Linked DNA regions of Mus musculus: region 2 is linked to region 1. Evidence: chromatin loops called from intact Hi-C (ENCODE). Cell type or tissue: left cerebral cortex. All regions are shown on one strand. Each heading gives the region's core, and the rest is flanking DNA. Links, peaks and the distances in the headings are about the cores only.

What was found. Hi-C counts contacts between places; a loop is a spot of excess contacts. Peaks named below come from ENCODE experiments on the same cell type or tissue, not always from the same donor. Only the 100,000 strongest peaks of a DNase experiment are listed, where the experiment ranks them.
Region 2: it touches region 1 in a loop (3-fold over the local background); 2 of 42 quality-filtered maps call a loop at or near these places.

Annotation. Positions count from the first base shown.
Region 1 is chr11:21,088,674-21,093,651 of GRCm38, forward strand. Peli1 (pellino 1) reads left to right here and starts at 2,651. Exons shown (of 7, transcript NM_023324.2): 1 at 2,651-3,005. In left cerebral cortex, for the core only: no CTCF peak of the experiment used is centred there; DNase peaks (open chromatin) are centred at 2,529, 3,119, 3,545 and 3,838; H3K4me3 peaks cover 2,165 bases; H3K27ac peaks cover 1,951 bases.
Region 2 is chr11:20,740,089-20,745,066 of GRCm38, forward strand. Aftph (aftiphilin) reads right to left here and starts at 1,468. Exons shown (of 10, transcript NM_001290545.1): 1 at 1,218-1,468. It overlaps Gm46272 (predicted gene, 46272), which reads left to right and starts at 544. Exons shown (of 1, transcript NR_168691.1): 1 at 544-3,301. In left cerebral cortex, for the core only: a CTCF peak has its summit at 2,722 (motif pointing left); DNase peaks (open chromatin) are centred at 840, 1,618, 2,443 and 2,668; H3K4me3 peaks cover 2,299 bases; H3K27ac peaks cover 2,358 bases.

The DNA.
Region 1 (4,978 bases), core at 361-4,360:
TCTGACATGGCTGATGTTTTTTTCCCCATCTGAAGCATGGCAAATCTTTTCTCTCCTTGATCTGCTAGTTTGCCTGTGTGGAGTGGGGGGTAGAGGCTGGGGGAGAGGGGCAGACTGCAAGTCCTGCCTATTCCTCCGAGCTCATTGGCAGCTCGCATCTTTACTGATCAATCAAGAACCAACTGGGGACAGGACCTTCAGGTTCCCATGAAGATTCCTGATCAGAGCATCAGAACAACCCCTACATTTATATTTATAATAAGCCGTAAACAGCACAAGAACTGGGCAGCTATCTACCTTCTATGCTATTAGAATCTACTTTCTTATAGATAAATACAAATTATTACTTAATATTTACTATGTTTCATCTGGGATGCTCTTAACTCCCACTGGACAGCCCCCAGGGTTGCACTTTTATGGCTCACTTAACCCATGGTGGCTTCTCCTCCCTCCTCCTGCACTCCTCTCCTCCCTGTCTCCTAGGACTCCAAGCCTGAGAAGCCTAAACTCCACTTATGTCTCTTCTGCCCAGCTATTGGCTGTTGGCATCTTTATTTACTGATCAGAAATAACTTGGGGGTAGGGTCACAAGTCTATGTACAGACTCCAAGTCTTGGGGGCCCACATTTAGCATTACAATAGAGAGCAAGATCAAACCTCAACATTGTTGTTTTTGCCTTAAATTATCTTTAAAATGTTTTTGATGAAGGGGGATCTTACATATTTACAATTTTTGGCATTCAGGCTGTTAGGCTTAAGAGTGAGCACTCAACCCCACTGACCCATCTCATAAGTCCTGTGGTAGTTTTTATATGAATGCGCATTTACCCTGATCAGGGTCCATTAAGCTTCTCAAATATATCTTATCAAAAACTCATGTTTGAATACTGCTTCCAGAAGAAATAAAAAAAAGATGACATTCTTTAGCATATTACCCCCACCCTTCATGGGCTTAGCTGTCTCCTTCATTTTCTTGAAGTTTCCTCATGCCTCTCTCCCCAGTGTGCTTCTGCCACCGCCAGCAAATGTGCCATTAGCCTCTGTGTCCTCGAGCTCCCTGCTCCTTCACTGCTCTCTTCCACCTTTGCCAATAAAATACACAAACGTGGAAGCCGTGAGTCAGCCCACATTCAAATGATCTTTGAAGCACTTCCTGACCCTGCCTGAGTCTGAGGTAGTCTGAATTTTCCTATGACAGCATAGATCACACTGAGTCCATTTATCTGTCTCTTCCTTGGCAGAGAGAGGGGACAATGAATACAAAGTATGTCTCTTTTATATCTTTACAGCTCTATTTTTGAGGCCCAATAAAGTGCCTGGCACATAGTAAATACCTTTACTTGTTTTTTAGTATTTTATTTAAATATCTACATTAAATATTTTAAATACAGGTGTCTTGCCTGCATATATGTCTATGGGCCAATGAGGCCAGAAGATGGTGTTGGATTCCCTGAAGTTACAGGAGGCTGTGAGTGTCCACATTGGTGCTGGAAAAGAAGCCAGGTCCTTTGGAAGCGTGACCAGTGCTCTTAACTGCTGAGCCCTGCTGAGCCATTCTCTGTCTCCCGTGTACTTGTTTCTTAAATTACTTATTTCTTCATTGATCAAATAATTATGTGGTCTGTGGGCATCCAGGGTTTTTGATCCTAAGACTATTTGAAAATCCTTAGTTTCCCATCTTGAAATAGATGTCTGATTCCTTGGCATTAATGTTTTTTCTTCCAGGTTCTAGGTACTCTATTAAGGGAAACTGAGGCAAATTACCTGTAAACCTTCTGGAGAGCCAGTACTGTGTTTTCTCACACCACCATACATGCATACCTGGTCATTTAGAAAGGGTGTAAGACTTAGCTGAGCACAACATACCCATACCATGTTTCAAGGTGCCGTATGTTGTAATTTGATAGTGAGAAACTTGAATCGGCTAATACATACATTGAACAGTTCTGAACTCTCTCTACTTATCTTTTGAATATATATTTATGGAATCTGGATGTTTGAAGAACTATAGATTTTCAGATGAACAAATTGCAGTACAATGATCCAACAATGCTGTTAATGCTGAACTTGGGTTGGAATTAAATGTAACTAACCGAACAAAGAAATTACAGAATTCTGTTAATGGTCACGCTCCCTACAGTTTTATAACCTAATTGTTAAAACACTAAGAACAAGTAGATTTTTAGTACCTTGGGTAATTCTCTTGAAGGAGGCAAAGGAAGGGGGTATTTATGATTTGCAGAAGAAATCTAAACAACCAAGGAGACTGCCATGTCAAGAGGAAGTTAGATTTCACTGGGCACTTGGAAGTGGTTGGGGGTGGGGTGAAGCAGGAGGGACTGGCTGTGGGCAGGAACCCAATGGCACCAAAGACACAAGACCAGCCTTGTTTAGTCAACTACAGTCCAGAACCTTCAGGCTTAGTGAATGGGTGACTATGGCAACAGTCCCCGCCCCAACCCCCTTGCGCGTGCACAGCGCAGAGCCAGCAGTAGGCTCCTCCACAACAGATACTTTTTTTTTTCTCTCTCGGTAAAGAGAACTACAGTTCCCAAGAGCCCTCTCGGCACCGCCTCGCGATGTGGCCCTGCCCCTTACCCTTATGCCCCGCCCTCCCGCTAGTCCCGGTCCCTCCTTCCCAGTGTGTGTCAGTGACCCAAAGGCGGTTCGAGGCGGAGGGACCGTCGGGGGCGCCGCCGCCGCCTTCTCCAGCGCCAGCAACAGCAGCAGCAGCGGCAGCGACAACAGCAGCAGCGGCAGCAGCGGCCGTGCGGCGCCACCGGATCTGCCTGCAGCCCGGGGAGCTCACCACAAAGCGGGCCCGAGCCTCCCTCTCTAGTCCGCGCTCGGCTCTGCGTTCCACTCGGCCTCGCGGGGCTCGGCGGCTGGCGGGAAGGCGGCGGGCTCCGCTGGTGCCTGCGTTCAACCGGTGCTCGCGCCGCCCCCGCGCCCCGGGTGTCCGTGCGGCGGGCCGAGCTGGCGTTCCGGCCACCAGCAGTCGTCCGGTGAGTGCGGCGCGGGCGGCGAACGGGGGCGCGAGGGCCGGCGGCGCGGAACTTCCTCCGAGCCTTTGCCGGTGGCGGCGCGGCGGCCTGCGCGCCCGCCCGCCCGCGGGGAGGCGGCGGGGAGCAGAGTTTGCGGCGCCGCATCCCGCGCGGAGGGAGGAAGCGCCTTTGTGAGGAGCTGCCCGGAACGCCCTCCCCCACGGCTGGAGCGGGTGCGCGGCGGAGGGGAGCCCCAGCTCGGCGGCCCGGTTCTCGCTCCCGCGGCCAGGCTGCAGGCCGGCGAAGTGGAAGGGGAACAAAGGGGCGGTGGGCTTTTCTTTTGTTTGTGTGAATCTGATAACTTCTCAGCTTCCTTACGTAACACAGAATTCCAAGTTAGTCATTCTTTTTATTGTTATGATTATTGTCATCATCTCTGCGTGCCTCTACGTTTCCTTTCATCTTGGGAATCTCAGAGCATTTTAAAAACACTAATTAATTTCACCTCCCGGCCCTTGCCAAGCCCGTTTCCGTACGTGGGTAAACTGAGGTCCAGAAAGCCCTCAAATTGATGGATACGCTTGATGTACCGCGCTGGTGTCTGAGGCTCCGAAAGCGTTTATGAGTAATAACTCATTCTCCAAATGCCCTGTGGAAAAGTTAAAGATGCTCATTTTACTTACAGGTTAAATGAAGTCTGGAAGAAGTCTAGGTAATTGTTAGGTAGTTGAAACAATAATTCTTTTTAAATAGTATTTGAATCTTAAAACCTCAAAGGACTTTCTGAAAAATGTTCCGAGTGGTGAAGATACTGTAAGTCATCAACTCACTTCGCCATATATTATGTTTATATGTGCAGATCTCTTACAAAGTCAGACAACAATGATGAGGGAGGGGATAGTTTTTACTTAACCTACATTTAACATGTTTAGTCACTACTCACAATATGCTCGTTGGTTTTAGCCCCAGCACTCTTCCATCAACAAATATTGAGCATCTCATCCACAGGACGCTTTATTAAACCGAGAATTGAAGCTTTTGTGTATCAAAGGTTGTCTGTTTTGATTCAAAGGCTCTTTACTTTCGGGTAGTAGAGTGTTACTTTGTCTTCGTAGCAGGTGATCTTTTGTGTCAGATAGCACAATGTCTTTTCTCCACATTAACCGAGTTTGCCTAGTCGTGTGAATTTAAAGTTTTTGAATTGTGAACAGGGTGCAGTTCCTCAATTTCTTGTTTCGGTTTATGATGCATTTTCACAGGTAACAACATATTTCCCCAGAGTATTCAAATACACATACTTGAAACATTCTCCTTATTGTCTAAATATAGCATATAATTTCTTTGGGTTTCTTTCTTTCTTTTTTTTTTTTTTTTCACAGTTAACATCTGTAGTAAATACTCTGAGGGCAATTAATCTTTTAAACACTTTTGGTATCAAATGGAAGGTGTGAAAACTTTAAATCAAGTGTTATTTCTACAAGTTCTTTTCCTAAGTTGTATGAGATTTAGAACTGTAATAGCATTATTTTCATTTACACACTTAATTTAATTTTGTAATGCCCCCAGATTTTAAATCTAGTAGGTGTGTCAGAAAACGAAAGTGAGACTTTAGATATTTTTTCTTCTGTTCCCCAACCTATCCCCTTTCTGAAGTTTGTTAAGAGATCTGTTGAGCAATTTGAAAATGGAACACTTAAATGTATAGAAGATTGCTTATATGGTTATAGTGTTTCATCTGATAAATTTAAGGAATCTTAACCACCTAGGTTTTTAGTGTAAACTGGAAACCACCTTAGTTGGAGACTTGGCGGTTATTTGTGTGTTCCTTAAAATTAGCATTTAAGTAACCTTGTATTGACCTTTTCTGATAGTACTTACCAGCCAGCTCTACCAGGACCATTTGTACTTTTAAGGAACCCACTAACAACAGTGCTTTTGTCCTGTCCGATTCCAAGAGTCCAGAGGCAGAAGTTAGTGAAGTCTGGGTTTGCTGC
Region 2 (4,978 bases), core at 712-4,711, 350 kb before region 1:
TAAATCTGATACACTATATCTAATAAGAATCTAGTAAGTGCTATTTACTGATCTAGAAATTACAATGCTGGATCTAACTTGCTATTCGTGTGAGAGATATCCATGTATATGGCTACCATAGGTACTTTGTTTTAACAAATACACTTCTGGAGAGTGTTAAAAATGATCCCTACAAATGCCAACGTTTAGAAACTTATAAAATATGGTAAACTAGGCTGCTTATATCAACGCATTAGAGTTGAAGCAGAGTTCCCCCTAGAGTTTAGTATATATTTCTCTAATAGTTCAACAAATGTAAAATCTGATTTGAACCTTTCCAAAGTTCCTATCCCCACCACTATCCCCCCCCCGCAAAAAAAACACCTCGTGAAAGATATTTATGCCCTGAAGTTTGAGTAAAGTTTTACTTCTTTTAGTAAGAACTCTGAAACAGAACCAACGCTCCTTTGACGCTCCCTGCCCCCTCCCCGTTAATATTTACATGTATGAGTCAGTTCTTTCCTCAACCGCAACAGATTCAGATTCAGAGGGACATCACGCTATAACTTGAATAAACCAACAAGGTGGGGGCGGTAGGAAGCACAACTAGTCTCCGTTTCCAAAGGGAAAAAGAACCCACCACCGTTCACCCTCTGTCCCCGGCAGCACCTGCCACGTCGGGAGCTTAAAGAATAATGGCTCAACTTTCGGACGCAAGGAGGGAGAAGACACAGATAATTTCCTGAGGAGTGCCTAAAAGGTCCTCTCCGCAAGGGACACAGCTCTGGGCCGTCTCTGTCCGTTGGAGCATTCAGAGACCCTTCGAGGCGGCACAGTCCTGCAGCAGCCGGCCTCGGGCCTCCGCGAGGCAGACAGTGTTTACACCTGTCACGAGGGAGGTGGGAGCAGGAGGACGCCGGAGCGGAGCCCCAAACTTCTACACAGCGGCCGGGAGGGAACCCCGGCGCGCAGCTCGGGGCGGGTGGACGGCGAGAGGCAGGGCGGGCCACGGCGGCCGGGAGGGCACGGCTGGCTCTCCTCGGCCGAGCCTGGGATGCCGAGCGCCGTGCCACTCGGCTTCGGGCGCTGCCAGCGGCGTTCCGCACCCGCGGAGAAGAGCAGAGCCCGCGCCGGAGCTCGCAGGCCCGCACGCGGGCCGACGCGGGCAGGCGCTCCAGGCCGGGGCGACTAGCCGGGCCGGGTCCTCCGCACCCCGGGAGCGCGGCGGCAGCACTCACCTGGCTCGTCCCGGGCGGCCGCGATGGGCATGGCTCGGCGGCCCGGGGAGGAACTGGCTCCCCGGGGAAGGACCGGTTACTCGGACGCTGAGCTGGTGAGGGCGGAAGGGGAGCTGTTCCCAGCCCTGTCAGCGGCGCGGCGCCATGGACGCCCACCCGGAGTTTCAGCGCTGCCGCGGGACCCCCATCCCACTACCCTCCGCCCTCTTCCGCCGCCGCCGCCGCCTCCGCCTCCTCCTCCTCCGCGGAGACCCCCGCCCACTCCACACACTCTCCCATCATGCAGCGGGGAACCGCTGCTGTCCATACGTCACTTCCGGGCGCAGGTGGCTAGGTCGGGGCCGGGCGCTGGTGGGTGCCGGGGTGGGGGAGGACACTCCAGGGGAATTAGTGTCACAGACTTCTTACTTCTGCGCAGGCGCCGTCGTGTGGAACGACGTTCGCCATTTTGGTTGCGGGCAAACGGTCTTTTTTCCGTACTCACTGAAGTGTGGGCTGGGGACGTCCTCCCTCCCCTCCCGACCCTCTGAGGCAGCGCTCCGGGCCACAGACCTGAGCTTCTCTCCGCCCAGTACTTTCCCGATGAGCCGGGGAGAGGGTTAAGTTCCGCCTTGGAATAAAACTGCAGACGTATGGAAATACGGAACCAGATCTCTGCTGAAAAACCGGCTGGACAACATTCAGCAGCTTGTCCTTTTTGCCCGGAATAAAAGACTTTCATTCCCTTCCCTTTTTATGTAAGCCAACAAAAGAGGAAGCTGTTATTTAACAAACGAGAAGTGATTGTCCTACTTAAGACGAGAAGTCAGCAGGCAAACTAACAAATGGTCTTCTACAAAAATCAGTCCAGAATTGTGTTGGTGTTTGGAGAAGATGATCATTTTCATACATCTTTCCAATCAACTTGTGCATTTGAGCGATTCTATACAATAGAGGTCATAAGAGGTTTTTGTTTCCATCGGTTCCTGAGCAATTGGTCTTTTTTTAATAACATCTCCCCGTCCTTTATTATGACTCTGTTAGAAACCATTCCACTGTAAAACTCAGACAAAGCTGCAGGATTTTTATTCCTGTCTCAGACGGTGAACCCTGGACTCTACCCTACAAACCCTGAGCCCTGCCGGGTTCTCTTTCTGCCCACGCTGAATTATTTAAAATAGTTCCCAAACCGCAAAGCTCAGCAGTAACCGAAAGGAACAAGGACTGAAAACACCCGTCATCTCAGAGAACTGTCTAGCCCTTTGACTGGAGGAATTACACACGTTGAAAAAGATAAGGACAATAGCAATTCATCATGGTTTATCCTGCCTCTGCAATGTTCTAGACAAATTAACTTGAAGAACTAAAATAGACCCTCATTTGTCTCCTCACAATTCAGTCATTGCAAGATAACAGAGACTGCATTGCTGCTTTGTGGTTATGCTGAATATTTTTGTTATTGGCCAGTCACTGAAGTGAGAAAAATCTATATGGCTTGTCAAATTTATTCCTTTTGTATTTCGCCCCCTGCTGGTGTAGCTCGTGTGCAAATTAAAAAAAAAAAGTATGTCACTGTAAAACATGTTTATTGTCTGAGAATGAAAGTAAAAAAAAATGCGTGTAAAACTGAAAATTAATTTATTTCAGACAAACATATGTTTGTTTTCACTTGATAAATCTACCAAATAAGTACTGACTAAGATCCGAAGGAAACGTTTGAATGATGATTTTCAAATAATTTAAACCAATCAAAAATGTTTAATATAGTGATTCTAAACATTAAAAGGAAACCGTGCAGTTTGGGAAAGTATCTTCCCGATTTCACAAATTATATGATTACCAAATGATTATCTTTGTTAGGTAAGTGAAGAGGCTAACTCTGTTTACTTAATTTTTTTTTTTTTAAATCCATGGAAGCTGAGTAGCTATTTGTTCAAATGACTTGGGAGCACAATCAACCTACCTGTAATTGGATACTCTTACATGTGATTATGACATTTGGCATCAAGAAAAGAAAAACGCCTGACCACTTCTAATTTTTTCTCCTATTCAGCCTTGTTAAACAACTGAAATCATAATAAATAGTAAAGTTTATACTTATATTACCCCTTTTAGTCAAATGTTACATTGTAGTGCTATTGTTTACCTCTTAGACACTCAAATTTCTTTGACCTCTAAAAGCTCTTCCAGGGGGGAGGCTCTGTGAATCATACCTTAAGTAGAGAAACCTGCATCACACACAACACAGAGGGAAAACCCCTGGTTTTCTACTTTTATTTTGAACCAGGTTCTCCTATAACCCAGGCTAGTTCTCAGCCTGTAAACTAAAGAGGATCTTGAACTGATCCCCTATCTCTACCACCCAAGTGCTGTGATTACAGGTATGTGTCACCATGTCCACTATTTTTAAATTTAATGAAGTAGATGAACTACCTCTACAATAAAGACTTTAGGAGCCCAAAGAAAGCAATAGGAGAAGACACTGGAAGATAGAAGCTCAATGCTTATTCACTGGAAGAATGAAGGAGTTTCACCCTGTTGCTGTACCTCAGGGACTTTCCAAGTTTTCTTTAGTGTCTGAAATCCAATCCCTGTCCCTTCCACTCTAAGGCTGCTCTCATGGCTGTCCCTTCTCTAAGTATTCACTAACAACAGAGCCCCCAGAAGACTGCTGGTGAAGTTCCCTGCTCTCTCTGGATGGATACTCTAACCATACCAATTCTCTTCCCTCTCAGAGCTCATAGTGAGCCTCACACTTCTGCACTTAAGCCTGGGATGCCAGCATTCCAGCATTTTATTCTCTGTTGTCAGAAAGAGAAACAGCTTGGACTATGAACAAAGAATTATCTTTGAGACAGAATAGACCAGGTGTGAACCTCAGCAACAGCCCAGAATCTTACTAAGAACCTTCCCCACCTGCAAAAATCAAAGAAGGGTCCCTACCTCACAGACCTGTTATCCAGAAGAGATGCACATTATAATGTATGTAAAATATCCCAACAATGCTAAGAGTCTGTCTCATAGTGTAAACTTTATTGTCATATCTTCCCCAAGACAATTTTAATTCTTAATTAATTCTCCACCCTTACTCCTTAGCTGATGACGTTGAGTAAAGTCTGAAGATATTCTTGACTATTACAGTTAAGGTGGAAGTGCAAGTAGAAGCTAACAGGTAGAAGCTGGGGACCCATCGAAACCTCCTGCAATGCAGAAGAAGCGAGTCTCTATAGCAAAGAACTATCCAGGATGTCAGTCATGCCAACTTTGAGAAATCTTGCCCTAGGGCATCCTTGGACTGTTGATATTGCCTCCACTAATTCAAACCACTAACACTGCTAATCCTAGGTCCCAGTCACTAAAAGTACTTGGACAGTTTAGGAAGTCTGAACATGTGCTAATATTAAATATAGCCTTAGGAATGAATTGTTAATTTTTCAGTACACTAATAAAATTATGGATTTGTACAATGATATACAACCATTTCTAAGTGTTTGAAATGCATAATTCGGTTTTAAATGGCTTAGGGAAAGAGATCCATGTATACACAGAGATAAAATGAATATAGCAATATTCTTGACTCTGAGTGATAAATATACCAGTGCTTGTCATACTCTGCTTTCTATTTTCATGCTATTTAGAATGTTTTTTGTAATAAAAAAGGGCTTTTAAAATACCCTAGCATACAGATGAACTATGGACTTATTTGCAAATTATTACACTCCCTAGACAATCACTCTTTTTTGTTGTTGTTGTTGTTTTGTTTTGTTGTTGTTGTTTTTTTG